2 separate regions of the Mus musculus genome follow, and region 1 is linked to region 2. Evidence: chromatin loops called from intact Hi-C (ENCODE). Cell type or tissue: left cerebral cortex. All regions are shown on one strand. Links, peaks and the distances in the headings refer to the core of each region. The heading gives the core; the rest is flanking DNA.

Region 1 (16,824 bases), core at 3,133-11,132, 340 kb after region 2:
TAAAATTAAAAATTCCATTTTAGCTAACTAAATAAAATCTGTGGGAAGATTTCTATAGTAAGATGACAACTTACAATAACACCCTTTATGGTTAACCTATAGTAATCTTCTTTCCACTTTAATTTCTATTTCTTTAATATCTTTAGCATCCGAGACTATAATGCAAATCAATTCTCACATTTTTCAGATTATCCATCAGAGCCTCCATAATCACATATGTGAACACACATACAGGAGACTGGATTTAATCAGCATTGATTCACTAGAAGTTTTATTATGTCATTTGACTCCCCCCCCCCAAAGTGTGATTTCTCCAAAACTTAATCAACTATTCAGTTGTATGCTAATGAATAGGCATTTACAGCAAGTGAATTTGAGAAGAAACTACCATTTGGGTAAAGCTGCGGTGGTATAGGTCGTGAGGGCATAGCATAGCACATAGCATCAACCACCCCCACATACCCTTTTAATACTCTATTAAGCATTCTGAAAATCTCACGGGGCTCTGAGCCCATTCTGCCTGATCCTGTGAGAGATGAATTTACTGGCATCACACAGCCCCCAAAGGGCAGCTTCTGTGTGGGAGTAAAGGGAGCTAACAAGGGCGATTAGAGTCTTGGGGAGCTAAGTGACCGAAGCTGTGGTTTAACTATCAATTTCAGATCTGACTTGTTGCCCCCGCTGAGAAAGAGAAACGTTTTGGTTGTTTGATGGAGACTGGGTCTCAATAACTCCCACCAGCACCTCAGTTCGCCAAAGAGGAAACAGCGTGATCATTTTCAGGGTGGCCATGTTCCAGAGACGGAGCCGGTTTCTCTCTGTGTGTCTGGTTCTCTGTGCTTACATCCCCCACCCTCTCACCTGCCGCAGTCTGGTTAAGCTAACCATCAACAGGTTCATCTGCATGACATCTGTCATTTCTTGGCTGGGGCAGGGGGGGTGGACATGGAAACTTTGATTTACAGGTATAAGTGAGCAAGCCACCTGTCAAACTCTTAAAAAACATTCTCCATGGGGGTGGTCTGATTTTAGCCACTTAGTAAGCCTCCCTTAACCACTACAGTGCCCTCCCTCTCTGTGCTGCTCCCGCTGAATGCTGTGGAGCTCCTTAGCGCTGTGAAACTATGTCCTTCACGCAAACACTGTAAGGTATGTCCTTCATGCAACACCCATGCCGTATTCACATCAGATTCAAGGAACATGTCTGTTCCTTGGCTAGGTCTGGGCTCAGTGTTCTTAGGAAAATTAAATAAATATCAGAAGGGGAGAATGTGATGGGGAGGGAAGGTGAAAAGTGGGACACAAAAGTCAATTTTTCTTTATGTTCAGTTACTGTCCAAAGACAAGCCATTCGATGCATGTGTGCTTGAGGTCACTGGAAAGAACCAAAACCAAACTCTGACAAGGTGCAGGAGGTGCAGTGGATCAACTTATACCTCTACCGGAGACCAGCACTATCAATCAGCCTCGCATCATGGGACGGGGGAGGGGCTCATCACGCCCCGCCCCTCCCAGGGTTACTGGGAAAGAAAGACTCCTATTCCTCAATGGTGTAGCCCTGCTAAGTTGCCCTTAGTTGGATAAATAACTGCCCACCTATGCTCATGCAGGCATCCCTATGTAGTGGAAAACACACACACACACACACACACACACACACAACAAGCAAACAAACAAACAAAAAAAACAAGAAAAAGAGGTAGAAAATGAAGATAGAAGGGACTTACTGGTTAAAGGAAGGTTACATGGGAAAGGGAAGGGGGACAAAGAAGATAATGGAAAGGAGAAAACAGGATTAAAGTAGTGTGTGTGTGTGTGTGTGTGTGTGTGTGTGTGTGTGCATATATTTATCTGAAATTGTGAAAGAATAATTAACTTTTTAAAACTCAGACCATTATATTTGAGAATTATCAATTATCCTTCTCAAGAGATAGGTCAGGCTGACCAACTTAAAGCCCTAATTGGCCAAAGTTATACATACCTATCCTGAGAATAAACAAAAGTTTAAACCCTGAAAGTCTCACCTACTCAATAAATACTTAGCAAAACTCCATGGGGATGGCTTGAAGCAAGGCAGTCTGGCTAAGGTGACTTACACTGTCGCCTGAGGCAAACAGAAATCTGTGCCCACTTTTGCGGAATGGCTAAGGGACCAGTCTCAGAAGCAGCTGGCCCAGGCAAGACTGACCTCTCATGCTCAATCACAGAAAAATAAATCTAATTAACAGTAGACAGACTGCTGGCTTTAGAAATACTGATAATTTTAATTGAAAAGGGAGACTATAGAAGGCAGATCTAAATGTTACTTTTCTGTGTAAACAGACTCACACCTGATCTTGAAACAGACACTTGAAGAAAACTTCAGAAGTCCAGAGCCCTAGTTTTTTGTCCACCTGAAATATGTGACTTCAACCAAGTCGTTTCAGCTTTTGGGACTTTCCTTTTCTGCTTAAGAGGGCTATGGCTCTTGATGTGCCTAGACAGATAACATGGTCAAATGTTCAGTAGTTTGAACTCCACAGGTCTCTTTAGCATTGGTTTTCTGTACCTGAACACTGAAAAAAAACATGTGTATGAATAAACAGAGTTGTGATACAGTAAGCTTGGGGCTTACTTTTCTGAGTTAGAAACAGCGTATTCATTCTTGTGTGCATGCATGTGCACACATACATGCATTGAAAGCCAGAAGACAACCTCAGATCTCAGGGTATGGTCATATTTTTGAGACTCAACCTGGCTTGGAGCTTGCCATGTAAGCTAAGCTGGCTAGCTAGCAAGTCACGGATGTCTGCCTATCTCTACCTCCCCAGAGCTGGAGTTACAAGCATGAGCTACGACAACCAAGACTTTATTTATACGTGGTCTTCTAGGACTCAAATTCAGGTTTTCTTAACCTCTGAGCTATCTCTCCAGCCCTCATCCATATTTTTGTAATCCTTGCAAGTAATGCAATGCAAATAATATTCATCAAGATCCACTTATGCTCATCATCACGGAAGTCACAACATTCAACCCACCAGTTATTGCTAATGGGGTGTGTGTGTGTGTGTGTGTGTGTAATCATGAATATTTTGAAAACCGTATTTCAATATAACTGGCTCCTTTGTAACCCTGCACTTTGCTCTCTATGAGGCACTGTTCTGAGGAAAGGTTTTTGAGCTTCATCCCATTACCAACAGCTCCTCGTCAGCTTGACATAGTTTCAGTGAGTAGATTTTTCTAGAATTTTCTAGCCATTTGGTCACTTCTCACAGTGACTCTAGACTCTCCCCAGCAAGTCCATACCTGTAATCTAGACTTCATGCCACACCTGGTAATCAAGACTCCCACCAAGACTCCCACCTAAAACAACACGCACCGGGTGCTTATACAATGTGAGTTTGACACCTTATAGAAAGAGGTTTACGGAGCTACCACCTGCCGGATCTCGCACGGCACAGCGGTTTCGTATGTCCCTCTGCTAAACCTAGTGTGCTCCAGCATATGCTACTGTGTAGTTCCTAAGGACTGCCAGTGACAGGCCAAGTACCTGAAAGTAGTGGGAAATTCTCCTTTGTGAGGTAGGAGCAAGTTTTATACCCTTACAAAATGCAGAAGTCTTGAATAGCTGAGTGGTTAATTACTGTCTCCTCTCCCCCACCCCCCAACCTGGCTGCTCTTTGTCTCTTTCTCTCTTGCCTTCCAACATAGACTCTGCAAGGCATAGGCAGCAAAGATTCGTCAGGGCTGGATTGATGGAGAGTATGATCTCTTGCTCCTTCTCAGCATCAGGTGGGTTTAACTCTTAAAGAAAGAACCACAGTCTGCCCGAGGTGGTCCTGCCATGACTCAGACTCCAAGGAGCGATGTTAAATTGAAATTCTAGAACAGACATGCAAATAGGTTTCCTCTTGAGTGCCCAGCATCCCTGTGTCACCCGTGGGAGTCGCTGGCCGAAACGTAGAATGAGAAGAATCTCAACAAGAAGAAATGCCACAGTGAACTGACAGTGCTCATCGAGGCTATGAAGGTGACGACATACGTCACAACGTGTCATTTACATGCTTGAGGAAAGCATAGCAGCTGCCAGAGGAGGTGCCACCTACGTATTTTCATGAAAAAAAAAAATCACTGGAAGGGGAACCATGAAAGAAAGCTAGACCCCAAGAAACCTTCTGTTTACTGGCTGGCTCTTCACACTCAATGGGCCTCGAAGATGTCACCCGTTCTGGTCAAATGGCTCAGTATCATGAGCTTTCTAATAGGCAAGAGACTTAAAAGCATAATGACAACAACTAACCCACTTGGAAACGCCCTTGTCATGACTAGCTGATCAAATGAAACTCTGAGTCCTTTTCTAGACCGCATCAACAGTGTCACTCACGATGGGCAAAAAGATCTCAACAGTTCACCTTAAAAAAAAAAAAAAAATTACCCATAAGACCCAGAAACCAGCGACTGCTCTAACGCAAGCACTCCGGCACCGGTGGCCTCAGCTGCTTCGTCTTTCTAGTCATAGTGCCCTTTTGAGCAAGGGTCACTCTTACTCCTAAGAGGAAAGTCGATCTGACTCACTTTCAGAAACTGAAAGCACACTGTGTCCACAAGAGCCGGGACGCTTACTGTAAAACCACAAAACCACATCAGAATTCTTCAGCTGCTCAGGAAGGAAAAGAGTCAGTGGGCCGAAAAAAAACCTCATCCAGACTTCTCCACACTTCGCCCTCCAGAGGACTCACGGGCTTTGCTAAGAGACTGGGAGCCAAGAACAGATTTCCGCAGCCAGTGTAGACTGGGCCTCCGGCTTCTGTTACTGAAAACAGGAGACAATGGCCCAAGGCTCCTTCGGGAAGCAGCACAGCTTTGGTTTTATTGACTCTTCCCTCTTTCTTGTCATTTTCTTCCCCAAATATCCATCCCAGGTCTAAATGTCTGTTACTCAGTTAGTTTGTGCTAGCTGGTATGCCGAGATTAAGAGTGGGACTTTGCTCTGGATCGGGTTCTTTCAGGATTCCAATAGGATGCTTTAATAATTTTATTCTATGGTTGTGTGGAGAACAAACCCAGGCTGACACTTTCATTGGTGAGGTAGCAGGAATCATTGACATTAACAAGAAGGATAACGGATTCCTCTTGACTATCCACCCCTCTTCCCTCAACCCTTCCGGTCCACGACTCAGGGGGCAAAATCCGAATCTTGTGATTTCACGGTTTTCTGCTGCCACCTGGTGATGGCTTACAACCAAGCAGTGGTTCTCAATCTTCCTAATGCTGAGACCCTTTTACACAGTTCTTCACACTATGGTGACCACCTCCCAGCCATGAGTGTATTTCGTCGCTATTTCATAAATGTAATTTTGCTACTGTTGTGAATTGTAATGTAAATGCCTGATATGTAGGGTATCCGTGACCCCCCCCCAAGGGGTCGTGACCCACAGGTTGAGAACTAGAGTTTCCGCAGCCTGAATTTCTGCCATCCTCAGGCTGGCACACGGGGAAGACAAAATGGAAGATCCCAGACCACTCTATAAGCACCCTGAACCCCCAGAGGAAGCCTGGTGGCAAGATTATAGGATAACCCTCACCTCTTTTCTCTCTCCTGTGTCTGCTTAGCCCAGGTAGTTACTACAGATGGAGGACGGGTGATAGAGGAGAGCCCAACTCTTCCCCATGCACCTCTAGAGAGACCGCAGAGGAAATCAGAAAAGAAAAGGTCTGGACCTCTAGAAGAACTACAGCAAACTCACTGAGGTCGGAGCAGCAGAAGTCACATTCTGTCCCTGTAATTCTGTCTAGAGTTGGTTTTGAGAAGTGAATCCAGGGCAGGTTGGTGGTAGACAACTATAATCCCAACCCTCAGGAGGCTGAGCCCAAAGGATTGTGAGCAAGCTTACGCTTCATCTCAAGACTCTATCTAGGAAGAAAAGAGCAAGAGTACAGTGTCAAAGAAACATGGGGGCCAGTGAGGTGGCTCTTGGCTCTGTGGGTAAAGGCACTTGGCGCCAAGCCAGATAACCTATCTGATTCCTCAAACCCTCATGGTAGGAAGATAGAACTGACTTCTCCAAGTTTCAAATGCACACCAGGGGACAACACACACACATATAAAAAGATAGATAAGCAAATTTAATTTTAAAAAAATTTTAAAGACATAACCGATTACTTTGTACTTACATTAGGACATATTTTAATATAATCTCCCAAGTGAGTGAGTATTATAATTAGCTAAGTGTATAATTGTGCATATCATTTGTGGGATGAAATGTAGTGTTTTGATCCATGTAAGTATTGTAGAAAGACTCAGTTAACTGATGCTTTATCATCATCCTACCTTGTAGGATGGCCCTTACCTGCTCTTCCATCTTCTGCCTCTCTCAAGCCCCATTGCTTGCTACAGAGTTTAGATATGTAAAAACTGGTCCTTTAGCACATTTGAAACACACAGTACATCCCTACTCAAAGGTTTCCTCTATTTATCTTTAGATTTTAATCACCCTCCTTCTCCCACCTCGATAGACCCTTAATAAAGTGTCTTGCCTATAATAGGTTATCCCAAAATGCGGCTTTTATTTTTGGAGGGTTTCTAGATGGGCATTGGCTTCTACTGCCATCTACTGACAGAAATTAGAAGTACGCCTAGAGGTCATTCTAAACCTACCCACTCTTGCCTAGTTTTACTTCTTTCCTGTATTTTAATTTTTCATTTATTATTATTTTTATTCAATTGTTCATTTACTCAACTAACAAAACTAACTAAAAGTTTTTTTAGTAGCAGACTTACAGAGCAGCACAGCAGTGTTGAGTAGGATGGAAGAAGTCGACCATAAATGAACAAAACAAGGATTTGGGGTGGTATTAGGGCAATTCTGTAACTTGATTGTGGTGTAATTCTATAACTACGCATTTGCCAATATTCAGAACAGCATATACACGGAGGGAATTTTATTGTATGCAAAGACAAACGTGAGTGGAGAAAGTGTGGTGCACATAATTACATTTACTGAGGCTTCCAGTTATTAGAAACTATTTGGAGGGACTTGAACATCATCAAATAAAATAATCTTGTTTGGATACATGGCCACTACAGTCTGTCTCACCTCTGAAATTACCTTTTGATATATTTGTTATAAAGGCTCCATGTGGGAAAACACAGCAAACTCATTGGTGGTTTACTTCTTCCTTTACTGATAACAATGATAAAATCACCACTTTGGATAAAGTAACTACAGCATTGCTGTTAAGAGAGCTATGTATCCATTGTGCAGAGCGGAGCCTGTGTGATTACATGCCAAGGGAACGAGACAGGTGCTCCCAATGGGCTTAGTTCCTGCTGTAGAACTTTTCCAAAGGTTATCTGAGGAATCCTTTCTTTTATCTGAACAAAATTTGCAGAGGATATGAAAATGTCCTTCTGACAAAGCATCATGTGATCCAAAAACTACTACATATTTGTGGGATCTTGAAATAGAATAAGTCACAATGCATGTGTAGCTTTTACATAATTGTAACAAGCTTCAATTAGAATCCAGTATGAAAAATAAGTGTGTGTTGGATATACTTTCAGTCATAAATCAATCATTACTGTGTTTACTCAAGGGCAAGCAGTACCTCCCAGTGTAAAGCACTTGCTACACAGGTCTGAGTTCCAGAGTTGAGATATGGAGAAATTATGTGAAAACCAAGTAGGTTTGGAGATCATCTATAATCACACTTGAAAGATAGAGACGGGGGTTTCCTTAGGGAAGGGTGCCAGTTATATCTGCAATATTTGGCCACCTCTAGGTTCAGCAAGAGACTCTAACTCAGTAAATAAATTAGAGACAGAGAAAAGAAGACACAGACATCAACTTTGGGTCTTCAAAGCAAACACACATACATACCACATGCCTTAGTTAGGGTTTCTATTGCTGTGAGCAGACACCATGACCAAGGTAACTTTTATAAAAGACAACAGTTATTTGGGGCTGGCTTACAGGTTCAAAGGTTCAGTCCATTATCATCAAGGTGGGAGCATAGCAGCATCCAGGCAGGCATGGCTCAGGGGGAGTTAAGAGTTCTACATCTTGATCCAAAGGCTGCCAGAAAAAGACTGTCTCCCACGCAGCTAGGAGGAGGATCTCAAAGCCCACCCCCACAGTGACACATTTCCTCCAACACAGCACAGTTCCTAATAGTGCCATTCCCTGATCCAAGCATATTCAAACCACCACACCACATATACATAAAGATAAAATAGCATAGTTACTCAGTTTTGATATTATGGCTCAGTAGGCCCAAGGAAGAATTTCCAGAAATAGATGCCACTCTGTAGATAACCTGCAAATGTCAGAGAACTCAGGGAATCAAAGCTGTGTCAGACTACAATGAACATCAGGTTCAATTGCATGAACATACAGGTCTGAAACCTGAAGCCCCAAGAAGAAAAATGTCTGGCTTGACATTGGAGGAACCAGAACTTCAGAACTCCAGTCACCTAGAAGCAAGTATTAACGGCTCAAACTGAAAGCCCAGAACAGCTTCAAGAAAGTTAATCAAGGCATTTAGAAGATGTTGAATCTTGATATTTAGTTTTAAGTCCAATCAAAAATAATGTATATCTCATTTTGCTCTTAATCATAATTATAAATCAGACAGACCCCCCTCAGAACTTAAACAAGTCAACCAAAAAATAAGATATTATGCTATCCTTCTTCCATTTTAGCTTGTTTTTTCTCACACACCTAGGATAGTGTGGGGAGGAGGGAGATGCCTGATCTGTACTTGACAGATCAGTTGAAAGACATACACATATATTGCCTTGTCTATTTTATTCCAGCAGACATGCGGCAGAGGAGCCCTCAAAGCCCTCCTACACAGTGACACACTTCCTCCAAGAAGGCCACACCTACTCCAACAAGACCACACCTCCTAATAGTTTCACTTCCCATGGGCCAAGCACATTCAAACCACCACACCAAGGCACATAGTTGAATCTCTAAGTACCCCAGGACCAAAAGGACAATGTTCCCACTAAGGATGTGGCATCTGGCTAACTAAGAATCTACATCTCAGCTAAAAGATGTCTGTGTATAGCAGGGCAGATAGAAAGGTTACTTTTGCTGGCCTTTCTCTTGACCCAGAAATGAAGGTAACAAACGATAAGCCGTTGCCAGACCAGAACAGATGTAGAAAAGATTTATTGAAAGAAAACATAAGGAGAGACAGAGATTTAGAGAGAGGGACAGAGACAGAGGGAGACAAACAGACGGATATAGAAACAGATAGGGAGAGAGAAATAGATACAGAGAGATAGAGACATACACAGAGAGACCCTTCCCTCTGAGACGGAATCAGTCCTTACCTCTTGTGCCATTTCTGCAATAAATAAGCAGGCATCTCGCTATCTCGTGATAGAGTAAATGTTACTACACCAGTCGCTTTTCTTCAGTCTGGCTATTGAAGGTAAGGGCCATGGGTCATTAGAAATGAAGCTCTCTACATGTTTGTATGTGGCATCACAGGTCATTCAGGTCAGCATCTAAGTCAGGGGCTAACTCTTAAAGATTGGGATTCCTGCTTTGATTTGGGGCCTTTTTGTCTCTACTCTTCATAACCCTTTAGGCAACTCCTGTCTTTGATGTGTCATTCTAAACTCCACAGAAAGGCTTTTGTAATGCTTGTCTCATTCCCAGTAAATATGAAATCACTTTTGGACAACCTGGGAAGAAAATGCAGATGCCGGCCTCAGACTTGGAAGTCCCAGGCCTGATTACAAAAGAGGAGACAGGGACAAAGAAGATCACACACTGGTAAGATGGAGCACCCGGCTTGGGGATCTTCTGCCTGTGGTTTCTATGTACTTTGCCTGCTGTTTCCCCTGTATCTCATACATCCCCTTTGTATTCCGGAATCCCCCAAGATGGACAATTGAGACACAAATGTCTCCTCTGTTTCTCAAATTCACCTGTGAACAAATCCCTCCTTCTAATATCTGCCCCCTGGGTTCTCCACCAAGCTGTGAGCAGTACGACCTTAGGTCCCATGATGACAGGAAGAGCGTGCCGAGACATAGGGTACAGAATCCTAGTGTGTCCCCTCTAAGGGCCATGACTGGATACACTTTCTCTAGGGACACGTGCATGGAACTGCTTGGAACCAGAAAGCCCAACTGGAGGCTTTTGTAGTTTCTTTTCACGTAAGCATATCCCTGTTTTGTGACCAGCAGAGCCTTCTGAAGGTCTTGACATGAAATCATACCAATCAGCTACCTCACTGTTATCAAATATGAAAAACAGATTAGAACTGCTCCAAATCTCTAGTTTCAATACTTTAATTATCAGTTGGCTTCAGATCTCTACCAGGTGAATGACATCAAAACAGCAACTAATTCCAGACTGAAGGACCTGTGAAACACTCATCTTTTTTGGAATTACCACTTAGAAAGCAAAGAAGTGTTGTCTCCGAAGCCAGAGCAGCCTTACTCCTGACATTGTCATGGCAGAAGTGCTCAGATTTGTCCCTGCTCCTTGACGGACAGAGATGCCACAGAGAAGAATTATTTCCAAGTCAGTAGTGGTTTAATACGTTAGTCATGGTTTATGTCAGCACAGCATGACCAACTTCCTAAACACAGGTTTCCTTTTGAGCATCTTTATAGTGGTACCTGCCCCAGGACCAAGGATGTTGTGGATTGGTTCTAGTGCTACTTGTGTGAATTTGGGCTCCCAAAATTACACGGGACCCACAAATCTGCATGTAAGACACTGAGGGCCCCTGTCCCCAGTTGGCTTTGATGGATAAAGTTGCCAGCAGCTGATTGCTGGGCAGGAAGACAGAGGTGGGACTTTTAGGTTCATGGACAAGGAACACAGAGAGAGAACAATTGCCATTGTCAGGGAAGGAGTAAGATGCCGGGTTGAGAGCAGCGGAAGACAGAATACCAGCCATGTAAGAGCTGGGGAAGAGCACCCCCTCCCAATTGGGTCTAGGGTAAAAAGATGGAATATAGATTTTAGTAAGCAACATCTCAGGAGTGTCAGAAGGGAGACTTTAGCCATGTGGAGGTTTGGGAGTGACCCACCATTGTGCTGTTTAAGGCATATTAAAATAGAAAGGGGTCTTAATCTTTTGAGATTCATAGCCACCATGCCTCAAGATCTCCAGGCCAAGATCCAGGTCAAAAACTTGTATCTCCCAGCCTCCAGATTAGGATCACAGGTGAGCCTTCCAATTCTGGATTGTAGCTCATTCCAGATAGAGTCAAGTTGACAACTAGAAATAGCCACTACACTTAGTTTCTTGGATATCTGGGTAGTAATCCCTTATCAGATTTGGATTTTCTGTATTCCTTTACATGAGAAAGCAGAGACTTACTTGTTTTTAAATTACTGCTATATGTATGTGTGCTCATGACATATGTGGAGGGCACGGGTGCCTCGGTGCGTTTGTGGAGGTCGAAGGAAACCTGTATGGAGGCTGTTCTCTCCTTCATCGGCCTGCCAGGCTTGCATGGCAGCCATCTTTGCCCGGGAGCTACCCTTGCTCTCTTGTTTTTGGTTTTGAGGCAGGATTTCAAGTAGCCCAGGCTGGTCTCAAACTTACTAGGTTGCTGAGCCCCTCTTTTTGAGACAGGATCTTGAGGAACCCTAAGGGCTTTTCCAGTCACTCACCCTCCTTACAGCTTCCCCCTCCCGCCGGGGGTCAAGGCTTTAAGTATCTCTGGCTGACTTTGGTCTCCCTAAGTCACTCTGCAGACCAGGCTGCCCTCAGTCACACAGAGATCTACAGCCTCTGTCTCTGGAGTCCTGGGATTAAAGACTTGAGTTATCATGCCAGTGAACCTGAACTTTTTTGCTGTTTTGCTTACTTTATTTCTTGGGGGGTGAGGGGGGACAGAGGGTGGGAGGTTTAAAAAATTATTTCCTGCTTCAACAAGCTCCCCCTACCCCCACCAAGACCACAGCACCGGTGCCTCTGTCCTTTATCCTTCTCTGAAGCTCACAAGCCACTTACTCTGGTTAGCTCTCACTCAGCTTCTCTGCTCTCACAGAATGCCATCCGTTTCTCTCCAGCACTCATTACGGTTTGTCTTCACGTTTGGGTACATGATGAGCCCCGGTGGCATCTGTACCACCGAATCTGTTCTATGCGGGACAGTCTGCTCTGCTTACTGATGTCTTAGAACTCAGCGCAGTGCCTACTACACCTGATATGTCTCCAATAAGACCTTGTTGACTTAAGGACTGAAGAAAAAGCCTTGTGAATACATGACCAGCTGTGTGGGTGGACTGCCTTTGTTGTATGTTTGGAACACTCCTCTTGCCAACAGGAAGGGCATTCGTGAGCTACTCAGTCAAGATTTACCTTCCTACTTAGGATCTTTTGACTCCTGGCTCACAGCGGGTATGGAGAGCAAAATAAAAATAAAGTTCAAGGAATTGCTACCTCCTGTTGCACGCGCCTTTAAGAAAGTTTTCAAAGCTCAGTGCATTGCGATCAACAGTTCATATTTCCAAATTCAGAGTTACACAAGATTGATCCTAGAGTCCCATCGAATCAGTGGGCTAGGGGGCGGGGCGTAGAGAACGGTGGGAGGCCAGGACTCTAGCACCTGATTTATGAAGCACAAGTCCTACTCCATGCCCCCTGGCTGGCTGAATAAGTTACTTAACCTGAGGCTCTGCAAAGCAGAAATAATATTGCTTGCCCTTTTGTGCTTTGTACACAGTTAAGGGTGGCTCACAAGAGGTGTTTTGGTTGATTGGTTCTTTTTTTTTTTTTTTCCAGTTTTTGTTTTGTTTTGGTTAGTGTCCTCTCCTCCCAACCTCAAGAATGGTAGATGGGCCACCTACACTGAGTCACACCCCTAAGCTTGGGAACTTTCTTATTCAATCTCATAGACACAGTGGCACTGGATATAGTAGGGTCATAAGCTACTTGGTTTGTTTTGGTTTGTTTTGGTTTGTTTTGGTTTATTTTGTTTTGTTTTGTTTTGTTTTGTTTTGTTTTTTTGCAACAGTGGTGTGGGAGTCAGTGTAACTGGACAGCATGTTGGCTGGTTTTTTTTTTTTTTTTTTTTTTTTCTCAATTGGCCTTGTATATACTCCTGAAAGACCTTCTCTCATACCCCTTATTCCTACTGATTAGGGTAGAGATAGCTGGAATGACAAATAGCCCAAGCTAGAATGACAGACAGCACAGTGACTCAAAGGACAGTGTCTTAGCATTTTATTGCTGTGAACAGACACCACGACCAAGACAACTTTTGTAAGGACAACATTTCATTGGGGCTGGTTTAGATCAAAGGTTCAGTCTACTATCATCAAGGTGTGAGTGTGGCAGCATCCATGTAAGGCATGGAGCTGAGAGTCCTACATCTTCATCTGAAGGCTGCTAGCAGACTTACAGGGAGCTAGGATGAGGGTCTTAAGCCCATGCCCACAATAATACACTCCAATGAGGCCACACCTTCAAATAGTGCCACTCCCTGGGCCAAGCATATACAAACCATCACAGACAGGGAATGAATTTACCTCATGTGTAGGTTGAAGTTAAGTGGGGTTTGGGCGTGGAGGTGTGTGTTTGCGTGGCTCTTCAACAGGGCAGAGTGAGTGATAACAGGACATTGAAAGCCACTGAAGTGCTCAGAGGTCCTACATTGCAAGGGAGAATCTTCAACCTGGAGACTAAATGACACAAGGAGACAAAAACTGAGAGTGGGACCTTGTTAAGGGAGGTGTTGGTCAATTAAAAGCCCAAATGTGAGAATAGAGAGATATCCGGTGGTTAAGAGCACTGATTGCTCTTCTAAAGGAATCAGGTTTGGTTCCCAGCAATGACATGGCCACTCACAACTGTCTGTAACAACAATTTCAGGAGATCTGACACCCTCTTCTAGCCTCTGTGAGCACTGCATGCACATGGAATACAAACATTAATGCAGACAAAACACCTGTATGCATAAGATAAGATTAAAAACAAAAGCCCAGACAGCCTTTCTTCCTGCTTGCTTTCGGTGAGCCAGCCCACAGGGAAGGCCTGACTCACCTCTCGTTTTTTTCCAAGACAGGGTTTCTCTGTATAGTCCTGACTGTCCTGGAACTCACTCTGTAGACCAGGCTGGCCTCAAATTCAGAAATTTACCTGCCTCTGTCTCCCAAGTGCTGGGATTAAAGGCGTGCGCCACCAATGCCTGGCTTGGCTCACCTCTCTACTTCTCTGCTTCTCTCCCTAATACACTATCTCTTTCCTTGTAAGAGAAGATGTTTGAGAAACAGCAGCCGCCTCCTATACCACAAAAATAACTTCTTTGCAGGGACTTAAGGAGTCAAACTAGTTTACTAAAGTAGGACTTTAGTAGAGAAAGTAGCACTCAGAGCTATCTTTGGCTTCCTTTCTCCCTGACCCACTCCTCGTTCATGAGTAATCGATTTGTTTGATCAAAGTGTATGGGAGTCCCTTGAGGAGAGATCAACAAGGGCTTGGTGCAACTTCAGGGTCCAAGTTCTGCCAAGTCCCACCAGAACTTTCTCCTCAGTTGCTCATGGTAGGTGCTGCTGCCTCCATTTCACACATGAGGACAGTGACATGCTTAAAGCTAGGTGACTCACAAGTGGTTGTGTGCAAATATTCTCATCCCGCCCTTGCCCCACCCCGGATTTCCTGCTTCTGTCTCCCCTATACTGCTTCTCCCCTACACTGAATAGTGTCTGCTTATCCCAAGCTTCACAAGACAAATGTGTTTGTTGTGACCGTGCAAAACTCTGGGCTGTTTTGCCTCAAAACTCCCAGAATTACAAAATGTTCAAGACAGCAAGGGAAAGGGAGACCGTTTAACTGGATTTATTTTGCAGATGGGGAGTCTGAGGTAGAGGGAAGGGGAGCAGCTACATCACACCCTCCATCATGTCTTCCACTGTGTCCTCCACCAGGTCCTCCTTGCAGAAGTTTGTGGCTCAGCCTGTTTAGCTTACATTTCTTTCTTCCTTTTTTTTTTAAAGGAAATCTTTTTTATTTATTTATTTATTTATTATTTATTTATTTATTTTTATTTTATATGAGTACTCTGTAGCTGCCTTCAGACACACCAGAAGAGGGCATCAGATCCTGTTACAGATGGTTGTGAGCCACCATGTGGTTGCTGGGAAATGAACACGTGACCTCTGGAAGAGCACTGAGCGCTCTTAAGCGCTGAGCCATCTCTCCAGCTTACTTTTGCACTAATTGCACACTCAACCTAGTCTTGTCCCAAGCTTGCTCCGTGTAGTGGCTATTTCTGGTTGTCAACTCTATCTGGAAGGCTCACCTGCGATCCTACTCTGGAGGCTGGAAGATACAAGTTTCTGACCTGGATCTTGGCCTGGAGATCTTGAGGCATAGTGGCTATGAATTCCAGAAGATTAAGACAGGGAGAACTCCGAGTTCAAGGTCATCTGGGATTATGGTGTGGTGGCACACACCTTTAATCTGGGCCACACCTTCTGCTGGAGACCTACATAAGGACACTGGAAGAAAGAAGGTTCACTCTTTGCCTGCTTGTCTTGTGGGACTGAGCAACTGCTAGACGCTTGGTCTTCCATTCACAGCTGCTGCTGACCATTGTTGAGGAGTTGGACTACAGACTGGCTAACCTCTGCAGGTTCACAATGCAGCAGGCCGCCTTGCTGGTGCAGCGAGGCCCCTGGGGCCATAGTCACAGCAGCGCTGCAGCTGAAGCCTCATGGGCGCTCAGGGTGCGACCTGAGCGCAGCCCTGGAGACCACATCCTCACCCTGGAGTCCATGAACCCGCGGGTGAAGGTGGTGGAGTACGCCGTGCGTGCGGGGACCCATCGTGCTCAAGGCCAGTGAGATCGAGATAGAGCTGCAGCAGGGTATCAAAAAAATAAAATAAAATAAAATAAAATAAAATAAAACACTCACTGAGGTAATCCGAGCCAACATTGGGGATGCCCATGCTATGGGCCAGCAGCCAATCACCTTCCTCCATCAGGTGATGGCACTCTGCACTTTCCCAAACCTGCTAAACAGCCCCAGCTTCCCAGAAGATGCTAAGAAAGGAGCCGGGCGGATCCTGCAGGCTTGTGGTGGAAACAGCTTGGGATTTTACAGTGCTAGCCAGGGCTTTAACTGTACCTGTGAGGATATGGCAGCCTTTATCACCGGGAGAGATGGTGTGCCTGCAGACCCAGACAACATTTACCTGACTACTGGAGCTAGCGACGGTATTTCTACGATCCTAAAGCTCCTGGTCTCCGGTGCTGGCAAGTCACGGACAGGCGAGATGATTCCCATCCCACAGTACCCCTTGTACTCTGCGGTCATCTCCGAGCTCAACGCGGTTCAGGTGAACTACATTCTGGATGAGAACTGCTGGGCTTTAAATGTGGACGAGCTCCGGCGGGCATTGCGGCAAGCCAAAGATCACTAAAGTGGCCCTAAAGTTCTCTTGCATTATCAACCCTGGAAACCCCACGAGCCAGGTACAAAGCAGAAAGTGCAGAGAAGATGTGATTTGCTTTGCCTGAAAAGAGAAGCTTTTTCTCCTGGCTGATGAGCTATACCAGGACAACGTGTGCTCTCCAGACTGCAGATTCCACTCGTTTAAGAAAGTGCTTTACCAGATAGATGGGGCATGAGTACTCCAGCAATGTGGAGCTCGCCTCCTTCCACTCCACCTCCAAGGGCTACGTGGGCAAGTGTGACTACAGAGGGGGCTACATGGAGGTGATCAGTTTGCACCCTGAGATCGAAGGCCAGCTGGTGAAGCTACTCTCCATTCGCCTCTGTCCGCCCGTGTCTGGACAGGTCGCTATGGACATTGTTGTGAATCCACCAGTACCAGGAGAGGAGTCCTTTGAGCAATTCA
Region 2 (16,824 bases), core at 4,697-12,696:
TTCAGGCACCTGGTCGAGGCTTACAGAGTACAAGGAGATGACATACGTAGATATTTCAAATGGACAAACAAACAAATAAAAAACCCCAAATACCAAAACCCCCAAAACAACAACAAAATCCCCCAAACCGAAAAAGCCCCCAAAAGTTTTGCTATTCTCTGAACATGAGATACTCTGTCAGCTTTTGAAGTATTTTTGTGTTCCATACTTGTCTATAGCTTCGGCTGTTCTTGTAGGAGGCTAATGTCTAGGAGACGTAACCATTTTGGTTTGTTTTACTTTCTGGTTTACTATGCAAAACTAGTTTATTCTGGCACATATATTTATTTTTTGTAAGGTATTTTAAAACACACTGCCCACCAGAGTTGGTAATTCACTCGAGTTCTTTACAAACATCTCAACCATATTTTATTAAAAAGCATTTTCAAGATGGAGGTCCCTGCCCATCTGCCCAGGACTGAAATACCAATGATGTCAGACAGTGATTTCTATCAGTGGTGTTCAAATGCTGGAGCAGCCTGGTGATGAGATTTGAGACACTTACACAGTCTATCACAAAAAAAAAATCTCACCTAGAATTTCCATCTTATTTTCTAATTCTTCCTCCCTGGTGAGTGTGTGTGTGTGTGCGTGTGTGTGTGTGTGTGTGTGTGTGTGTGTGTGTGTGTGTATTCTCCTTTCTACAAGGTCTATGAGAGAATGCAGTTCAAAAAAATGAAAAAAAATAAAAAAGAAACAAGTTTAAGAGATCATTTAAAGTTCAGTAAAAATCACAGGAGGCAAAGCGCTGCAGTAGGGGGTCAAGAGGGAGAAGCACAGCACAGCAATGACTCAGGGCCAGCCCAGCTGCCTCTGCTTCCTTGGCCCGAGATAACAAATGCTCTACCGTTCCTACTGTATGTAAGGAAAAAGATCATTTCTCCAGAGATGCATGATGCTACAGATAAGGAAAGCTCGTGCTGCACACTGTTTGTGTTCATAGGTGTTTGTTATTTTTTGTCGTTTTGGCTCTCGCGGGGGAAGTGATTCAGTTCAGGAAAACCCTTGCCATGCCACCCACCATGAGGTTCTGAGTTTGAGCCGTAGCCAGTCCATGTAAAAGCTGGCTTCAGTGACGCATGCTTACAGCCCCAGCACTATGGAAGCTGAAACGGGAGGATTCTCGGGACTCATGCTTGCTGGTTTAGTAAAACTGCAAGTTCCTGCTTCACTGAGAGACATTTCCTCCAAACTAAGCTGGAAAGTAACTGAAGAAGACCTGATAGGTCCCTGATAGGGACCTCCAGCCACTACATGCACACACATCTTGCAGATACCCACATCCACCACACACAACTAGCCAGTCAGACTGTTCCCTGTGATTTCTCAACATGAATCTGCTTTATCCTTTTTTTTTTTCATATCTCTAGTTTGTATTAGAGTTTTGGGCTTTTACCTATTGTCTCTTTCAGTCTTTTTAAAAATTATTATTAATCATTGTATTCATTTACATTTCAAATGTTATCCCCCTTCCTTGTTTCCCCTCCAAACCCTCCATCCCATACCCCCTCCACCCACCCACCCACTCACTCCTGCCTCACCACTCTAGCATCCCCCTCCACTGGGGCATCGAGCCCCCCATAGGACCAACGGCCTCCCCTCCCACAGGAGCGCTGGGTGGTTTGGTTAGTAAAAGTGACTGGTTACAACTGTTACATATTATGCAAGTGGGAAGTTTACACTGATTTTTCTTCCCGCTCTCTTCACACCCTGCTTTGCTGAGGACATCATTGCTGCAGAGTAGCCTATGTGAAACTGAGTCCGACTCTTACTCGAAGACCCATACCTTAGCTCTCCCAATGGTCTCCAAATGCAACGCCTCCTTATTATAATGTAGGCATCAACTGGTTTAAATAGTTGACTACTGTGGCAAAGTACCTTCCTTGTCCTGCAACTCGATGTTCTTTTTAATATGCCTCATATCCGTGATATTCTTTAATTGTGGCACATTTGTGAGTTTCATGTACCTTCTTACACTTCTGGCTCTCAGAATATTTTTTTCTCTCACTTCCTTCTTTATCTGTTGACGGCTCCATGATAAACCATGAGACTTTCCCATAAAGTTGAGAGAGAATTATGTTCAGCATCCCTGTGCTACTTATATAGCATTGACTTCATAGTACATATTCAATAAACATTTTGCCATTTTGGACTTGACATTAAAACTTCACATTCATTTAGTTTCACTGTGCATGTCAGTGACAACGGCTAAGTGGTGAGCAGTTGGCTATTGGAAGAATCTATTTTTAAAGTTTTGTTTTGTTTTTAATGTAAGGGGTTTATGCCTGTGTGTGTGCACCACTTGCATGCTTGGTGCCTACGGAGGTTAGGAAAAAGGCATCAGGTCTTCCAGAATGAACAATTACGATGGTTTTGAGCCACCACGTAGAGGGAGAGAACTGAACCCCCGTCTTCTGGAGCAGCAGCCCTGCTCTTAACCACTGGGTCGTTTCTCCAACCCTGGGAAGATATGTTTACTTAGCAGGCTCTGAGTCCAGCCAACATTTCAAAGAGAGCAACAAGCCTCAAATGTTACTTGAATTACTCATGCAAAAGTTATGTGTGGGAAAAATATATAGGGGAGTGAAGGCGGAGGGTGGGGTGGGGAATGACAGAATTTTCTTCTGCTTCTTTTTTGATATTCTGAAAATTAATCATGTATTTGCTGAATTTCCCTGAAATGAGAAAGTATGACAGTTGCAAGAGCGTTTAACACAGTGTCTGACACATAGCAGTTGCTCAATAAATATTAGTTTATGTGGCTTAATGTGATGTATTATGTAACTATAAGACCCCTTCTTTATGTCTATATGCATAATCCACCTTTCTATTTTCCTCTTTGTCCTTTTCATCTCAAGGATAACCTGCATGCATTTGATTCTGAAACTGTAAAATGGGCCAGGAGATTAATTGCACAATAGAAGCAGGGATGTCTGGCAAGCATGTTCCTCAAATCTCTTCTATGGTTTAAGACATCTTGAGGGATTGGTAAGTAAGCTGCTTTAAAAAAAAAAAAAGGGTGATCTTTATCTATCATTACCGGTGCAATAAAAAACTTCAGAGCACACGTTTGTGAATGTCATTTCGAAGTCACTCAATTCATAACTGGGATGCCACAAAAACAACTCCCTGTTAGCCCGGAGGGAAAAAAAAAAAGAAAGAAAGTAAAGGGGAAATTCAGATTAGTCACATAGAAGTTCCCCCGCCTGCAAAACCTGCAGAGTTAAAACGAAGAGACTCTGCTCTGCTCCTTCAATTGCTTTTTGTCTCCTGTTCTGGGACCTTTATCTTCTGACCCGCAGGCTTGACTTTGCCCTTATTGGCTCCTTTGTGGTGAAGAGCAGTCTTCCCCCAGGTTCCCCGCCACAGCTGTATCTCCTCTGCACCCCGACTGCAGAGATGGAAGGGGAAGGGGTTCAACCCCTGGATGAGAATCTGGAAAACGGATCAAGGCCAAGATTCAAGTGGAAGAAGACGCTAAGGCTGGTGGTCTCTGGGATCAAGGGAGCAGGGATGCTTCTGTGCTTCATCTATGTCTGCCTGCAACTCTCTTCCTCTCCGGTAAGATGCACCAGTGGGCGCTGCTTTTCCTCCAGCTCTGGCTGAGCGCCAACTGCAACAGCTGCAGTCACCTGTAAAGGATCTAATGGTAAAACTGTTCAGTCCCTGCCCCTGCCACCAAGAGATTGTAAAGTGTGGTCAAATATCCTTTGGTGTCTCCTTTCCTTCCTATTTTAACAGTAGCAGTGCTAGGGTGGAGTAAAGGGCAGAGGGGCCCTGCTTCTAATGGTTTTTGTTTGTTTGTTTTGCAAGGCAAAATCCCTGATGTATCTTAATGAGCTGTCACCCTGAAGCTTTGGGCTACTGATATTTCTCTATCCATCCTGGTAGTAATGTGTCTGATCGGGGAATCAGTATAAAAGAAAGACAAATAACGGACCCGTTTTACTTCCCACCGCGTTCATGAGTCTGCAGATATTCAAGGGGATCTGGTTCTTAAATTTTTTTTTGAAGGTTTCAGGATTAAGTCCTTTCCTATCACCGACCTGCAGCAATGTGTGTGCACATTTGTTGGCTCAGCCGTTTACATCAATCACTTAATCTCATAGTTTTGTTTGCTCGTATGTTCTTTAAGTGTTCAACCGCAGGTCTCCCCAGAATTCCATGTTGGATCTGGCCTCATAATTCTTGTTTCCATAGTGGTTGCTTTATGTCAGCAAATCCATGGTGGATGACAGACAGAATGGAAGGTCTTTTTCATGGCCATATCAGAGACACAGCTACGTCAAATTAAACCAGGATACGACGAGCAGTCCGGGCAAAGGCCTGGGCATGTCTCTGTGTACAGGAAGTGCGGTTTTGATAACTAGAAGCTGTTGGGAGCGTATGTGTTCTCGAGGGCTGAACCTTGTACTGTGCTTGTCCCTTGGGCCGGCAAACTGGTGTGGGGCTCAAGCCTGCTTGGCCAATTAGAGCAGCAGCAGCCCGGTCCTCTTCTCTCCACTCCACATAGCTCTCTGTGTAGGGCGGTGGATGGAAATTTTGTAGGCACTTTGGGGGAGAAGGTGCTAGGGTAGAGTAATTTGTTCACGGTAGGATGTCTAAGACACAGACCGGAATCAGGCTTTTTAAAGAAAGCAAACAGAGTAACCAAAAATAGACCAGCTGCGAGCCTTGGATAGGTCTGGGAGTCTTGAGACTTTTCAAACAACCACAGGGCCGTGTGTTTCCTCACTCGGTGGGATGAGAAGGACCTAAGACCCCAGTCTAGGGTAACAAGGCACATAGAGTATCAGGCAGGGGCAGGAGAGAGCAAAAAGTGAAACACGGGGTGAGCCGCTGGTGTCTGGGACCTCCGTGGACATTCTCCCCCAGGCATGGTAAGAATTCGGGTCCTTTCTTCAAGTCATCCAGAAACTGCGGCAGATGTGGGAAGTAAAGCCAAAGCCAAAGGCACTCAGGTCTTTGAGGTAAGAGCAGTCTATGAGGGAATTTGTTTTCTGTGGTCTTGGCTCGAAATGGAATCAAAAGCAGGAGATATGAATTGGACACTGATTCCTCATGAAATAAGCAACCTGGTTGCTCTTGATAGAGAAGATTTGGGAGCTTGTCTAAGTCAAAGTTTTACATTGTTCTCAGACCTGGGCAGTGCAATGGACGAGTATATTTAATCTGACGTATTAAGGGGGGTCGATAATAGGCAGTATGTATTTTTTCCCTGGAACTTGGTCAAATTGAATGGATAGAGACAAGACCAGAAGGAGGAAGACACTTTCTTTGACAAAGGAACTGGTAACCTTTAAAACATGAATGTTTGGCGTTATGGTTGGGGGTGGACCAGGTGGTGAGGTTGATGCAAGGAGACCTGTCCTGGGAGACATATGTTGAAGTGAGGTGTCAGGGGAAGTGAACTGCCATGCTTATAAGGCCTATACCCAGCGAGGTTTTTCTTTTGTAGGGAAACTATTTTGAAGAGAATCTCATTACTTTCCTTTCTCCTTATTTCTTTGCTTTACTTTTTTAGCCTTGATTTCCTACATTCAAGGTTCCAGCTTCTAAACTCTACCAGGCAGTCACATTTTCCTTTGAAGTTTACGTAGCAACAATAATGACCGAGTTAGATTTTATTGACATACGGGAGAAACAGCTTTGTTTTTGCAGTTTGCCCCTCCCCCACTCCCCCACCCAAAGACAGCCTGTACCCACATCTTCTGCAGTTTATGTGTTTCTTTGGGACTTGGTTTTCTCATCAGTAACAGGGGATGGGTTGTAGGAAATGGACAGCTCTTTCTGCTCATTAGCTAATGAGCATGCCATCTAAAAGAACAGGCTTGGGGGTGTGTGTGTGTGAAGGAACAGAAATGTACGTTAGCAGATTTTTGTGCCTATAGGTGCAGATTTCTTGGCTCTTAAGACTGGCCTGGAAGAATCATATTTTCATGAGTATTCTTTGAATACCTAATTTGTTCTCCTTGTAGTTCATGAAGTAGCTTGCTTAGAATGAGGAAGAGACGGGGCTGGAGAGATGGCTCAGCAGTTAGGAGCACTGACTGCTCTTCCAGAGGTCCTGAGTTCAATTCCCAGCAACCACATGGTGGCTCACAACCATCTGTAATGGGATCTGATGCCCTCTTCTTGAGTGTCTAAAGACAGCTACAGTGTGCACTCATATACATAAAATAAATAAATCTTAAAGAAAAAGAACGAGGAAAGACACAAACACTTTAGAATATCACTGGTTCGAATTATAAAATGGAATTCTGCTGCTGCTGCTGCTGCCGCCTCATGTGCATCAGACATTACCCTGGGGTACCCTGTAAAGTGCCAGGCTTCTAGTCTTTCCTGGGACTTTAACTGGGAAGCAGTAGGCAGAGGGGAAGTTGGTCTAGGAGGTGAGAAGGAGCTCTTTGTTTTTATTATTTTGAATGTGGCGTTTGTGGGTGTGCATATGTTTATGTGTAGGAACTTGCTTTTGTGTACATGGCTGCATGTGTATTTGCAATTGTGTGTGGAGGCCTGAGAGCAACCTCTAATGTCATCCTCAGCAATGCATCACCCTCTCTTTAAGATGACATTGCTCGTTGGTCTAGGGTGCACCAATGAGGCTAGACTGTCTGGTGATTGAGACCCAGAGATCCCCCAGTCTCTGCCTTCACAGGACCAGGGTCCCAAGCACACACTCTTATGTCTGGCATCTTAAAGAGGGTCCTGGGAGCTCATTTTAGGGTATCATATTTTCTACACAAATACTTTATCATCTGAGCTATCTCCCCAGCTGTAAGTTATATGTGTGTGTCCCCGTGCTGTCGAAGTCTTCCAAGCTTCATGTCACCTTGACCATGACCTTGTATAGTTAAGGACTTTTTCCTTAGCAAACCCTAACTTCTTGTCTCTTGTTTCTGTTAGGAAAAGCAGAAGTGGTCTGTGTCAAGAGTTAGAATTCAGTCTCTTGGTGATGTTTTGTATTATAAAACTCCAACTTTTGTTGTTGTTGTCATTGTTAAATACTGGAAAGAGGAATTTGGCCAGGCAGTGGTGGCGCACGCGTTTAATCCCAGCACTCGGGAGGCAGAGGCAGGTGAATTTCTGAGTTCAAGGCCAGCCTGGTCTACAGAATGAGTTCCAGGACAGCCAGGGCTACACAGAGAAACCCTGTCTCAAAAAACAAACAGACAGACAGACAGACAAAAGAAAGAAAGAGAAATTTGCCTTGAATCTTGGTTTACAATTAAACATCTACATGTGATCTACCACATCTTTTTTATTAATTATTCAATCATATACATAAAATAACTTCAAATTTGAGTAGAATTTACTTTCTCTGAGCAAGTCTTTGAGATTTAAAAAAGGAACACTTGGACTGTTGGACTAATTCATCGTGAAGGATCTGGAGGCTCTGATGGTGGATGTGAATGAAATGTTCCAGAGACCCTAGGCTGCTGAGCAGATATCAGCTACAGTATTTTATGAGAAAACAAAAACCCAAAGATGGTAGGTAAACTGCTCATGATCACCTACCTACTTAATTAACCGGGTGATTTTGACTTTTGCACTCGATCTTATCAGTTAAAGCAACCTTACATCAGTCCTGAATGCTTCTTTTGTATAGGGTATTGTTTGAAGCTTCAGAATAAAAACTGCACTGGAGGTTTCTTTAAAAAAAACTCTTTAAATTAATGGTCAAGAATTGAGATGAGGCAAAAAGATGACAGATATGTGTGGGGGTTCTCAGGGGACAGTGGAAAGAGGAACGGAGGGAGAAGGGGTTAAGATGTCTGAGCATATGCGTGGAGAGTCAAGGGGCTGATGGAAGAGATATGATATTCAGCTGATGTTAAAGTTGAGAGTGGAATTCCCTCCACAGACAGGAGGGATGGGGATGGGTAGGCAGAATAGCAAATCATCCAACATGGTTGAAACTGAGCGTTCAGAGAGAAGGGGGTAGGGGTAGGAGATGAAGCTGAAGATCTAGGCAGGCGCGAATGGCAAAAGATCTTGTGAACCATTCTGGGAAACTTGATTTATTCTATTCTATGCCAAAGGCAGCAGTTACCAACAAGGATGCTTCTCCACATTTTCCGTTTTTGCATGGGATCTAAAGATGGGCAGTACAGAAGTCAACCTAATTTCACCTGGCGCTAGGGGGCACCACTGTAAAACTAACCGTCCTCTTATGTCTCAAGGCAGCTTGCCCACATTCTCCTTAACTGAATTCATTTAGTAACCTCTTTTGATCTAAAAGGAAATCAATTTCTCATTGGGAACCAAGTGCTCATTTCCACAGATGAGGACGAGCACTATTTGGCAATATTAATCTTCTTCACACAGTAATGGTATTTTCTAAATGAAACTTAGGTATATGTATATTCTGACTGGAGTCTTTATGATAGGATAGCATACTGTGGATGGAATTATGTTTAAAAACATTACATACAAATATATATATAAACACAAATATACACCTGACCTATGGATATGATCTCCCTATTTATCTCTGTTGAGTGTTGCTCCCAGCTATTAGCACTGAGCAGACCCAGTCTTGCCAAGGGGCTAGCAACCCTGCCTTGATTATTCCTTTCCTTTTGGTGACAATTACCTCTGTGCCCTACACTGTCCAAGAACATGCCATTTTCTTCCCACTTCATGGGTTTTGTGTTCCTGGAAAATGAGCATTAATCCTTTGTGATCATGTGAGTCAAAGGAGCCATGGGGAGTGTTATGAGTTAACACGTGAAAACACAATGACAACATACAGCATGCTTCCCTCTCTATAGTCACTGGTGAGATAAACAGAAGAATTACTGTGAAATTGGAATCTCTAACATCCCATGCTTGGCTGGTTTTGATACTTTTCAAATAAAGGAGTGAAAATACTTCATTATATAGAAATACAGAAAATCATCTTAGACTTTGGGGCCAGGCATTAAGGTACAAATACACAGGGAACCAGGAACCAGAAGTCCAGCTGTTCTTAGGCTATTAGCTTCGTGTTCCCGAGCAAATTCACTGTGTGTTGGATTTTTGAAGTTGGAACTTGTTTGGGAGGTTCACAAACGTGAGTACTGAGTTTTGTAAAAGCTAAAGTTATTATTGCTATTCATGGGCATATTTTCATAACCACACAGAGGCATCACTTTTACTTTGTTGTGTGTGTGTGTGTGTGTGTGTGTGTGCACCAATGCTGACAATCAACTATACCTCTTAACTCAGCAGGCATAATATGTAAGGTCTATGGCTTCATAGACCTGATTTCTATATTGGAAATTTGGGAATTAAAATAATCCACCTAAAAATAGTTCTATTTCTAATTTTTTAAAAACACAGGTTTCTAATTAAGAGTTGTTTATGCTATAGTAGAGAATAAAAGAAGACAGAAGGGGAGACTTTATGAAGTCATGAAGTGTTATTAGGTTCAATGTCTGGTTAAAATGGTTCGAAAAAAATCTAGAATTCAGGGTTGGAGAGATGGCTTAGTGGATAAGAGTGCTTATCACCATATTGAGGACCTCATTTGGTTCCCACCCATATCAAGTGGGCTCTCAGTCACTGTAATTCAGGTTTCAAGGGATCTGACACCTTCCTCTGGCCTCTGTAGGCACATGCACACAACTCAGGCAGACACATTCCTTTAAATGAACAAATAAGTTAATATTTTTAAAACTATTAAAGTTACAGGATTAAAATACACAGAACAGGCTATTTCTATTGACCTTTAGTCACATCTTCCACTTCTCCAGAGACTTGGCCGTCAGACAGCAGAAAATCATATCTATGAGAAGCATGGGTTCCGACTCACACTATTGGAAACATATGTAACCCGAGTCACTGATTTCTTCTTAGGAGAGCCTTTATTCTGAAATGGCTCATAGGTGGGTTAATTTGTATGTATTTATTTGACTTTGATAACATTTTAAAGTCTTTCCATGGACTAACAAATATAGAAATAGAGACCCCCCACTTTAATTATTTCCATACTGTTTAATACGCCTTATGGATCAAAGCCCTCATTACCAAGTATAACATTGTGTTGGTGGGAAATTGAGGGCTCTGGTAAGTTTAAGTGATGTACACTGAAGGCTAGGCTTCCCTGCAGACAGCAACAACATGAGCCTGGAATCCAGGATAAGTAGTCAGACAAGGTTCCTGATATTATAAATTTTAGGTTAATATTATAAATGAAAAAGAAACATCAATATAGTCAGCATGGGAGGGAAATAATGCCCTTCAGCACTGTAAAATAAATTGCAAAACGTGTCTTACAGTTTAGCAATAAGGTATTCAGAATTATTTGTGTGTTAGGTACTTCATGCTTGCAGATTCTAAGACTCCTGAAGATATTACCGTGTGAGGTACAATAAAGACTGGGAAAATCAGAGTTCTTGAGATCAGAGTGGACACGGGGAGAGGGTGTTGAGTGCTGTCACTTGTGACAATGTCCCTCAATTTGGCCTATTTTTTCCCCTACTGCTGGCTTTTCTTCTTTACTGTGTCCTTGGAGGTAGGTAGAAATGATATGGTTGTGCTATTAAATGCTTGGGAAATCTGAAGCAAGTGGCTTGTCAAGGTTTGCACAGAGAGATCAGGGCTGGGATGAAGGTCAAAATCCCAATCTTGCCTCTTTCTGTGACACTTGTCCGTGACACTTGTCCGTGATCTCTGAACTTTTAAGAATGCTCCTGGCTGATTTAAAACTATACTTTTCTATCTGACATTACTTGCCTTTGAAGAAAGATTGGAGGATTTATGCTCTGTCACAGAAGAAAGACTTAACAGCTACGTACACAAAACGTGCATAACATGGTTAATGCAGCTTTAACAATTACATAATACCTTACAGGATCCTTTCAGAAAACACACCATTGCCTGCCTGACATGCTCTGATAGAGAGAGAAGCTGATCTGCATCCATTTTTCCAGTCCTCCTCTTTCTCCTCCTCTTTTTCTTTTTAAACAGGAAGGAGACTGGACTATATAATTGTTTAAGTCTTTTCAGTTCTATTAGACACCAATTCAAGTAGTTAATGAGATGCTATGTTGTGTGTTTCTACACTTCTTGCAAGTACATTCTATTGTTCCGTGGTTTGCCATCTGTAGCTAATTATCACAATCTGGGTGGCTTAACACAACAGGAATTGATTCTCACAGCTCTGAAGGCCAGAGGTACTGGAAAGGTCATGCTCTCACAGATGCTTTAGGCAAGAATCCTTCCTGATTCCTCTCATTTTGGGTGGTTCCTTAAAATCCTCATGTTCTTTGGTTTCACGCCAGCCTCTGCCCCCATTATCACATGGCAACCTTCTCCTCTCTGTGGAGCCTCTCTTTTTTTTTTGAAGGGTACCAGTCATATTGGATTTAGGACCCACCCTAATCCTGTTGATGTCATTTTGACTATTCATATTTGTGAAAACTCTCAACAGATCTATTTCCAAATAAGGGCATATTCTTAGCTTTATGCATTTGAAGAACATGCTATTCAACCCAAGTGATACCATTTATTCATTTTTTAAAAAAATTAGTTTTCATGGAGCATGGGTTTCCTGTCAGGCATTTAGGAGAAAATGGTGAACAAGACAGATATGGCCCTCCTGTTCTGATAGTGCTTGTAACCAGTAAGATGAAGTTAAAGGAGAATAGTAGGGCATATGACAAGCTTGGCAGACATTAGTAAGGAATTACACATGCCTTGCTGTCAGTTGGGTTTTGAAAAGTGTGGAGGAGGGCTGGTGAGATGGCTCAGCGGGTAAAAGCACTGACTGCTCTTCTGAAGGTCCTCCTGAGTTCAAATCCCAGCAACCACATAATGGCTCTCAACCACCTGTAATGAGACCTGACACCCTCTTCTAGTGTCTAAAGACAGCTATAGTCTACTTACATAAAAATAAAAAAAAAAAGAAAGAAAGAAAAGTGCGGAAGAACCTTTCCTCTTGCCTTACACAATTGTCTTCTATTAATTGGCTGAAAAGTTTTAGTTGAAAATCCGTTGTCCACCAGCATTTTCCCAGTGCTGTAACCTGATGATTGCACCCTTCACCAATCTCATTTTCCCTTGGAGCAAGTGCGGGGAGGTCAGCCTCATGCAAATGAGCCTAGGAGCCTTGCTGAACCAGGCACAACCTTGAGTGTCCCTCAATTAGTAGAGGAAACTTTCCTGCTGGGGAGGAAAAGGCCTGCTGCTGCTTTTCTCACATCAGATGGGTCTGTGTAAAGATCTGTGGTCCAGAAGGTCTTCTTGTCACATAATGCATGTGGATTACTCTTTGGTGATGTGATTTGATGAGCTTCTGCAATGGAGTTGTCATTAGGCACTGCAGCGCCATCATTTTAATTGAAGTTGGACATCAAGATGAGGATAGTAAAAGTCCAGAAAGGGAAAAAAGCTTGTTCTAGACTCAGTAAAGAAACCAGGAAGTGCTACTGCTAGTCTGACGCCCAGTCCACTCAACTAGGTCGCCTTTTAAGGCAGTAGTTGTAGTCTGTGTTAGCTACTTTGTGAGTTCTTTCTTCCACCCCTTCAATCCCCTAACATTAGTTAGGAGAGAAAAAAGAAAAGAAAAGAAAGGGGTTGACATTATCATTAGACTACCTCCTGCTGATTAGGGACATCAAGTTCCTTGGGACAAGTTTGATCTCCGGTGTTAGGATATCTAATTTCTTCTCTATACATGGCTACTTAACAAACCATGAGTGACAACAACAAAGAACAACCAACAACCCACACAACCAACCAACAACCCACCCTGCCACTCAAGGCCCTCGATTTTTATATCTTCTGAAAAGTCCCCAGAGTTCTCAACATCACACAATTGCAGAAACTATGGGCCACTGACAAAATCATGCTCTTGCTAAAGCACAGGGAAAATCATAATCACCTGCTGTGGACAATCTAAAGCACATACCCCCAAACCCGGGATTAACATGGAAATACAGTCTTATAATATTTCTGTGTTTTTTTTTTAAAGAAAGCAAAATTCCAAAATTGTCACTACAAGTGGTCCCTTCTTCTTATGTAGTAAATGAGACTAGAAGTGGGTAACTTCCTGTAGAAGCCACCAGTGATAGGACTTCCAGTGCTTTCCTTACACTCAAAAATGACCAAGACAATTTAACAACCATGATTGGACCTAGGCCAGCAGCTATATAAAAGCTGACATTGTCATTGTGCATTGCCCATGATTGTTGAAATTGGCTATCTTGGTCAGCAAATATTTGATTACTGAGTGCCATTATGTTTGAGAACTGATAGAAATATGGTGACATGGTGGGTACATTGTCAACTTACTCTTCCAGTTGCTTAGACACTAAACTAGTGCAAGAATATTTTTAGTGAATACCTTCTCAATCACTGAGGGGAGGAAGGGAGAAATGTTTCAGTAGATCCCTTTGTCAGTGTTAATCAAGGAATTCTGTAGCTAACTTGGAGTGGGAAATTCTAGTACAAGAACATGCTGCTTTTGAAGATATTCAAAGAATTAGTGTGTTAGATGAGCCTTATACTTTTTTTTATGCTTTTTATTGTTCAGGTGGAATGCATATCTCTGGCTGTTTTTGTTGTTTAGTTGAAAAATCTGAGATCACTCTTAGAAACCCGAGACAATGAAACCACAGTCCATGTTCTCTGGGATAGAAATTGGTGAGTTTCTCTATGGAGCCACATGCAACCACCACTAAGTAGCCTTACAAGAAGACAGGAAATGGTTAAAAGAAAGGCCACTAGATTATCAGCAGGCAGTATAGTGGGGAAGAAGGCAAAACTGAGTTAAAGAGAGGTTACACAAAAAATGTGCTGACACACGTATTCAGGGTGAGCATGTTTCAGAAAACAATTAATGTAGCTTCTCTCTGGGTTCACAAAAGTCAATCAACTTTTTTTTTTTTTTTTTAATTAAGGTTTTCAAAGCCACTGCCTTTGTCTCTACGAGAATATAGCTAGGGGCACATTTTTATGAACATTGAAGATGGCCAAGTTTTTGCCTTATTCCTATTCCCAATCCTTTCCCCAAACAAGGTTCCAAGCTTTTTTCATCAGAAGCAGAATCCACCGTTTGCAAGATGCCGCTTCCATGAACTACACACTGAGTCCTTAAGTAAAGAAATCCAGTCTCCCAGTCCACTGTAGTGTGGAAGTGTGAAAAATCCCACTTTTCTGCTTTGAGACCCAGCCTAAGAATTTATTAGGTGGTGCTTTCATGACTTCACAGATCTCGACGGTAAACTCAAGGTGGGGACATCAACTCTGTCACAGTGGAGGTGGCATGGTGCACTAAGGGGACACTGTCACAGAGTTTTCCCAATCTCCTCAAGTGACTCACAGCTCATTCATATGCTCCCTCGAGATCTTCAAATTGTGCTCTGGTATTGAGTGAGGAATAGCAAGCTCCATATATGACTGCAGACCCTACTTCCTGGTTTCATATTTGATGAGTAACATTTGCTCCTGGTACAGATAGCCCTCTTCCAGACAAATGCCAGATGACTATAAGGTCAACAGCATTATGTCACATTCTACTGAGTCAGAGCCAGAAGCTGACACTGTCCAAAGATGATCTCTTAAAACATCATTACCCTCTTGGGGGACATGGTATGAACAGCTGGAGAAGTTTTTAATGAACTTTTTATTTTTTAAGGAATCCTGGAGTCAAGAGAAGAGTGACTACTGTAACTCTGAACATAGTACCTTTTACTCTCTAACAAGTTCTAAACCTCACTTACTCTAATTTTCCCATTTCTAATTTCTACAGGTAATTGTTGCATGGTGATTTTAAGTGGGATTGGGGGATAGCGGAGTAATCAATTACAAGAAGATTACCTCAGTGCTTGGTACTATTAGAGTTTCCCAGTTCTTTGTTTCCCCTGCCTTAAATACACAGAGAACGGCCTTATTTGTAGGTCATTCTTTTGGCGAATTATAGACCTTTTGCTGTTCTGTGTCTTCTCTCTTTCAAAACATAGATCCAGGTACTGTCTCTTATGCTACCAAGCCATGAGATAGCTTTTATTTTCATTGTCTGGGACTCTATGAAGCACACTGCTTGTTGATAGTTCCTAAAGGCTTCATGTGGAGAGACCACTTTTATGAATGGAACACAAGTTTGCCAAAACCGAGGAGTGTATATATTCTAACTTTGTGTTCACTTTGTGAGTTGAAATAGAAATGTTCAGTTTAGCTTTAAAGTATTTTTATTCTTTTTATCAGTTTGTTAAAGTTAACACGCAAGCAAAGAGTTTCACCGAAGCATTTAAAAGTTTATTATTTATTTATATATTTATTCACTTGTTCATTTTACATCCCACTCACTGCTCCCTCTTGGTCACCCCCTCCTAAATCCTTCCCCCATCTTCCCTCCTCTTTTCATTTGAGCCAGTGGGGACCTCCTCTTAGTATCTCCCCATCCTGGCACTTCAAGTATTTTCGAGGCTAGGCACTTCCTCTCCCACTGAGGCCAAACAAGGCAGCCCAGCTAGAAGAACATATCCCAAGGCAGGCAACAGCCCCCACTCCAGTTGTTCAGGACCCACATGAGACCAAGCTTCATATCTCAGGGAGGCCTAAGTCCAGCCCGTGTATATTCTTTGGTTGGTGGTTCAGTCTCTGAGAGCTATAAGGGTCCAAGTTAGTTGATTCTGTTGGAATGATTAATTAATTAATTAATTAATTAATTTATATAGTCATTGGTGTTTTGCTTGCATGTATGTTTGTCTGTGTGAGGCTGTTAGATCCCCTGGAACTGAGTAATAGGTCATTGTGAGCTGCCATGTGGGTGCTGGGAATTGAACTCAGGACCTTTGGGAGAGCAGTCAGTGCTCTTAATTGCTGAGTCATCTCTCCAGCCCCTCACTGCAGTATATATATGTATCATTATACTCTGTTCTTATTGACCCTGTTCACTGACCTTTACTGTCAACCATCCCCATGCCTTTTTAGTCCAGTTCCTACCCCCAAATGGTCCCTTCCGCTCTGATGTCACATATTTATTCCTTTAACCTTTTATGTTCTCCTTCCCCCTCTTTTAGACTCTCCTTACCCTCTCACAGTCATTTTTCTATTTTTATGAGTTACACATAAATATAGATTCCACATTATTAGAGAAAACATGCAGATTTTGTCTCTGTGGACCTGACTTATTTCATTTAACTCAATGACAGGTGAATAGTTTAAGAAAATAGTACATGTATAGAATGGAATTTTATTCAGGTTTAAAGAAAAGCAAAATGATGCTATTTTCAGAACAGATATGACCTGACATTATCTGCCAAGTAATACCTAATAATTTGCTACTGCTTCTATCCAAACTACCAAATAATATGGTAATCATATCATTCTTCAACTATTGAATAGCTTTCAGTGAACAGCAAGCACTTCTTGAGTACCATTTTTTTCCTTATAGGGTTTATTGAAAAATCTTCAGACATTGACAGGTTAGTACGATGATTTTCAAACTGGGAAACCTGGATTCTTCTATACTTCTGGCTCCACCCACACTTTTCATTTTTTTCTTTGGGACAGGGACTCACTATGTAGGTAGGTCCTGACTGGCTTAGAAATGGCCACATATACCAGGCTGATCTGGAACTCACAGAGATCCACCTGCCTTTGCCTCTCTGCTGCTACTAAAGACATTTGCTACTGTGCCTGGCGATTCAGACCTTTAGATCCAGGGGCTTTCGGACTAAGTCGAGAATCTCTACTTTTATTTTTCATAACTTTCCCAGGAGATTCGAATGCATCTCAGCATTAGATGCATCTTCCTGTAGTGTTATCATCTATCTCCAGGCACTACATATACAT

The links. Hi-C counts contacts between places; a loop is a spot of excess contacts. Peaks named below come from ENCODE experiments on the same cell type or tissue, not always from the same donor. Only the 100,000 strongest peaks of a DNase experiment are listed, where the experiment ranks them.
Region 1: it touches region 2 in a loop (6-fold over the local background); 24 of 42 quality-filtered maps call a loop at or near these places.

Annotation. Positions count from the first base shown.
Region 1 is chr1:161,730,466-161,747,289 of GRCm38, forward strand. It overlaps the pseudogene Gm5049. Among named protein-coding and RNA genes, the nearest start is that of Gm31869, 29 kb to the right of the region's middle. In left cerebral cortex, for the core only: CTCF peaks have their summits at 5,198 (motif pointing left) and 6,606 (motif pointing left); DNase peaks (open chromatin) are centred at 6,580 and 8,092.
Region 2 is chr1:161,392,144-161,408,967 of GRCm38, forward strand. Tnfsf4 (tumor necrosis factor (ligand) superfamily, member 4) reads left to right here and starts at 3,295. Exons shown (of 3, transcript NM_009452.2): 1 at 3,295-3,600. The coding sequence starts at 3,439. In left cerebral cortex, for the core only: a CTCF peak has its summit at 8,180 (motif pointing right); a DNase peak (open chromatin) is centred at 8,185.